Regions from separate parts of the Homo sapiens genome. Here region 2 is linked to region 1. Evidence: chromatin loops called from intact Hi-C (ENCODE). Cell type or tissue: PC-3. All regions are shown on one strand.

What was found. A loop is a pair of places that touch in the nucleus more often than their neighbours do. Peaks named below come from ENCODE experiments on the same cell type or tissue, not always from the same donor. Only the 100,000 strongest peaks of a DNase experiment are listed, where the experiment ranks them.
Region 2: it touches region 1 in a loop (4-fold over the local background); 4 of 110 quality-filtered maps call a loop at or near these places.

Annotation. Positions count from the first base shown.
Region 1 is chr6:119,260,046-119,262,545 of GRCh38, reverse strand. The region is part of intron 5 of MAN1A1 (mannosidase alpha class 1A member 1); the gene reads left to right. Among named protein-coding and RNA genes, the nearest start is that of MAN1A1, 88 kb to the left of the region's middle. In PC-3, no CTCF peak of the experiment used is centred here; a DNase peak (open chromatin) is centred at 1,065; H3K27ac peaks cover 1,547 bases.
Region 2 is chr6:119,128,319-119,130,818 of GRCh38, reverse strand. It overlaps a transcript of FAM184A not described here. Among named protein-coding and RNA genes, the nearest start is that of FAM184A, 51 kb to the right of the region's middle. In PC-3, CTCF peaks have their summits at 1,054 and 1,255 (motif pointing left); DNase peaks (open chromatin) are centred at 728 and 1,258; H3K4me3 peaks cover 699 bases; H3K27ac peaks cover 1,242 bases.

The DNA of each region.
Region 1 (2,500 bases):
CTAAATTTACATTCCCACCAGCAGTGAGTAAGTATTCCTTTTTCTCCACAACCCCACCAGCTTCTGTTATTTATTTATTTTTTTTTTTACTTTTTATAATAGCCATATAATGAAGTTTTTTAAACAGGCTTTTGAAATCTTATTTCCTTAAAGATCCATGTTGACCTTTACCAGAATTGTTTATTTGTTTTTATTATCACTGCGTAAAATAAGATAGTTTCTTTTTCCCATGGTTATCAGCCATTTGCCCTCAATGGTACTGGTTTGGAGTGACTAAAATTAGGGCCAGAGTAACAGTACCTCACTTTTACTCTATTTTATAGCAAATGAAATGTTCAGTATTGACATTAAGTTTTTAAACAGTGTGTTGCTGTATTTGTTTAGTGCTGAAACAGCTTGACTCCATTTCTTTTGCACCTTGATTCTGTGGGTTTTATAGACAGCCGGTGTTTGGTGCCTGGCCCCAGGACGGGACTCTGCACTGCCACCCATCTGCCATCACTTCTGTTACTCCCTTTTACCCTTGCCTTGCCATCCACCATCACTTCTGTTATTTCCCTTTTAACCCTTGCCCGCCTATGTTTTTTCCACTTAGAGCTTTGGATCTTTTTTAAACACACATGCTGCTATCTCACTCTTTCTTTTAGAACTAGTCCTTTTCAACAAATCTAATAGATCAGTTACTTCACTACTTAGGATGATTCTTGTCTGAACAATAACCTTCAGGATGTTGGCCAGTCTCAGAAGAAAACATATACATGTAATGTACATAAATCATATTGGGTAAAGTCAGTTTTATCTAAAACTGAGTTTAAGATCTTCAAAAACACTTCCATGAACTTTCTTTACAGTTTTGTGCTATTCTCTTTCTAAATTTGCCAATTGTATGTGGTAAGGTTGATGGTGAGGATTTATCTGATTACCTTGTGGAGTATTCATAGTATTTGTCTTCATTTTCTTTTTGAAGAGGAGTGGAAGTTATTACTTGATCCTTTTCCTATGTATCACATTTTTCCAGTGTTACACTTCAAAAACAAGTGTTATTATGAGTCATTGACCACAGCTGTCATGTTTACTTACGTATCCCAAGTGTTTGTGCAACTTGGTGCCTAAGTACATAGGCACTAAATAAATATTTGTTGAATAAATGGATTAACATTTTTAAAAGGTCAATTATGCAAGCAATTCCTTTTTGAAAGTTTGTAATTTAGAAAGTTTCAACTATGTTGAAATATGTGCGTGTGTGCAATAGCTTTAAAAAGCAATAGGCGGGGCGCAGTGGCTCACGCCTGTAATCCCAGCACTTTAGGAGGTGGAGGCGGGTGGATCACGAGGTCAGGAGATCGAGACCATCCTGGCCAACACGGTGAAACCCCGTCTCTACTAAAAATACAAAAAAATTAGCCGGGCATGGTGGCAGGCGCCTGTAGTCCCAGCTGCTCAGGTGGCTGAGGCAGAAGAATGGCATGAACCTGGGAGGCGGAGCTTGCAGTGAGCCGAGATCGCACCACTGCACTCCAGCCTGGGCAACAGAGCGAGACTCCATCTCAAAAAAAAAAAAAAAAAAAACAATAAAAAAACAAGACATTTAGATAGTGCATGAGTAGCTACAATGGACAACATAAATTATGTTTCTTGTTATTATTTGTGTTTGTATTCTAAAGAGGCATTTGCCTGCCAAACTATTTCAGTCTGATATTTTCAAAACTCTTCTAATAAAAAAGATACTGAGTTATGTGACATTTTGATGTTCTGATGATGATCGTTATTAAGGCAGGGCATTGTTTCATTGAGTTGTTTATAGTACTGTAAGAATATAACACTGATCTATTAAAAACAGATGCAGTGTTGTCATGAAATGGGATATATGAAAATATGTTAAAGCCTCTAAATGAAAAAAAGATAAAGATGCTTTCAAGTAAATTAGCAAAATTCAGGGATTAGCAAAGTATAGCCAAGCCCATTCATTCACATTTTGTCTATGGCTACTTTGACCCTACAGCTATAGTTAGTGAGTGAGTGAATGAATTGAATGAATGCTGACCAGAAATTGCACTTTCAAACATTTAACCTGAGGAAATAGTTATATATACAAATAAGTATGTACAGGGATGTTCATTCTAAGCTGTTTGTAATATCAAAACAAGGGAAACCTAAATATTGACTAATAGAAGACTGGCTAAATAAGTTCTGGTGTATCCTTATTATACCAGAACTAGTGTATGATACAGCTATTTTTAAAAAGATGTTACAGAAATGTATCCAGTGATAGGAAACAAGGGTCAGCAAACTACAGCCCTTTGGCCAAATTGGCTCAAGACCTGTTTTTATACTACCAGAGCTGTGAGTGGGTTGTTAAATTTTAAAGGATTATTAAAAATAAACGTGAGACAGAGTATGTGACTAGTAAAGCTTAAAATATTTACTATCTAACCCTCTATAGAAAATGTTTGCTGACCCCTGATATAGAATGTTGTATACAATGTAGATTAAATTGGTA
Region 2 (2,500 bases), 130 kb after region 1:
ATACCCACTTCAGGTGGACCTTGGGAAAGGCAAATCATTGTTCTGAATTTTTATTTGATATTCAAACTAGAGTTTCAGAGACCTGTTACGAAGACCGGGTCTTATCATATGATTTCTGGCAATTTGACGTTTGTTTAAACAAATTACTTTGTAAATTTCCAAAGTGCAGCAGGGTCCATCAGGGTAGGCAGTTCTGTGTTTCTTAAACTAGATTGCTAATTTTTTTATATCACTTGGGCTATCTAACATACACCCCTATAAATCAATGAGTATCTTCATTTTATACTAAACTGCTTTTTATGAAGATAGAATGTATTAAATCCTCCCCTGTGACAATCTCTATGGCCTCTCTTCTCCCTGTAACTCCAACTTGTGTCTGTTGGCCAGTGTGCCAGAATGTATTTGATACTATGGAAACATCTGTGTCTAATGGCAATTGAATCTAGGGCATTTATTTCTATTCCCTGAGTCTGGATAAGATCTACAGGAATCTGTCAGTCTTTCATTAAATGCTTATTTCAGAAACAATATACTGTTTTCTGATTTGGGGGCTCCCTAAAATTTCATTTCTGGAGCCGGAAGTCTTCCTCAAATGGTGGTTTTCAGATTTTCCTTGGGCTCTAAGTAAATTATGTGGATTCTGCTTAACAGTTGAAGTTGTTCAACTGGAAAAATATATGACTCATATTCCAAATATTGACATGGAAAAATATATGACTCATACTCCAAATATTGACAATCTCCAAGTATTTCACCTCTATCTTTAAAAAAAAATGTTTAAAACCTTGCGAGCCTCTGTTTGTACATCTTGCTGTGGATGCTAGGAACTTGCAGTGTGTCCCTGCCCCTGGTGGGCTTAAAGTTTATATAATTAAGTAGATTTTTGCCAAAGGCAGATATTCCACCAACCTTTACAATAGAGATTTCTGGGCCACATCCCCAAAGCTTCTGATTTTGTGGATTGGGGGCAAGGGCTGGAAATCTACATATTTCTAAACTCCCCTTCTGTTCAATGTTGCTGTGAACCTAAAATTGCTCTAAAAAATAGTCTTTTATGCAAATAAGTTAAAAAGAAAACAACAATAACAACCCCCCACACACACACACAAAACACAAAAATGAAACCAAAAAACACCCCCCTATTCAGCTCTCTCAAAGTCAGCTCACTTTGAGAACCCCTAGAAATTTCTCTAATTACAGTATTAAGAATGTTAAAGGCTTGTTAGCTCCAATGCCTAATCCCTCTGGTTCCCCCTAGTGGACTGAAATAAAATGCGCTTTCTACAATTTAAGCAGTTAACGAGTGTGAAACCAGATTGAAACACATGTAAAGACTAATTATGAGACGCTTTCAGAAAAAGGCAACATGCATCTCAGTGAAATGCATCTGGGCCCTAAAAGATCAGGAAAGCCCCACCACATCTGCTTCATGGATGGTTTTGCTGTAAGGCGCCCAGGTTAGTTCTCAGTATGTCAGCCACAGGCAGAGCTTTCTCTATGCAATCCTCTGCAGATCACATTTAGGTGTCTCTGCCCAGCCACAGATCCTCAGGAGGTCCTGAGAACATGTGCTCAAAGTGGTTGGGTTACAGCTTGGTTTTCTTACATTTTAGGGGGACAGAAGTTGCAGGCAAAGACATAAATCAATACATGTAAGGTACACATTGGTTCGACCTGGAAAGGTGCGACATCTGGGAGAGAGGGGCTTCCAGGTTATAGGTAGATTCAAAGACTTCCTGATTGGCAATTGGTTGAAAGAGTTGAGTTTTGCCTGAAGAGTTTAAAGTCAGCACAAAGAAATGCTTGAGTTAAGGGAGATTGTGAAGCTAAGGTTCTTATAAATGAAGCCTCCAGGTAGCAGGCTTCAGAGAGAATAGACAGTGTTTTTTATTGGACCTTAAAAGGTGTCAGGCTCTCCGGAAAAAAAAAAACTAGTAAGGGAAGGGGATTCTCTACAGAATGCAAATTCCAGGGCCCCTCCCCCATCCACAGGAGACAGCTTTGCAGGACCATTTCAAAATATGTCAAAGAAATATATTTGGGGGTAAAATACCTTGATTTCCTTCCAGGCCTGCTATCTGCCATGCGATGCTATACCAGAGTCAGGTTAGAATTTGGTATTTTATTGTAACTGGGGGCCTCAGTTTTAAAAATATTTTTAATCACACATTTTCTTTTTCTTCCTTCCCTCCCCACTCACCCTTTTATTCCCTCCCTCTCTAGACACTCCTCTCCAGTAACTCATGTTTATCTAATTATGTTCTTGCTTAAGAAATTTCAGAAGATAATCTTGAAACAAACCAGGCACAGAGCCCCTGCTTAATCATCCTGCTTAGAAGGAGTCTCAAACAATTAGTCCACCACCATCTGGCCCAAGACAAAATAATGCCAAACATACTTCCAGATAGGCAATTACCCAAGATAACCATCAGAACAAACATACAGACCCTTCATCCTGCACTAGTCCCTCACATCTCCCATACCAAGTTTCCCTTTAAAA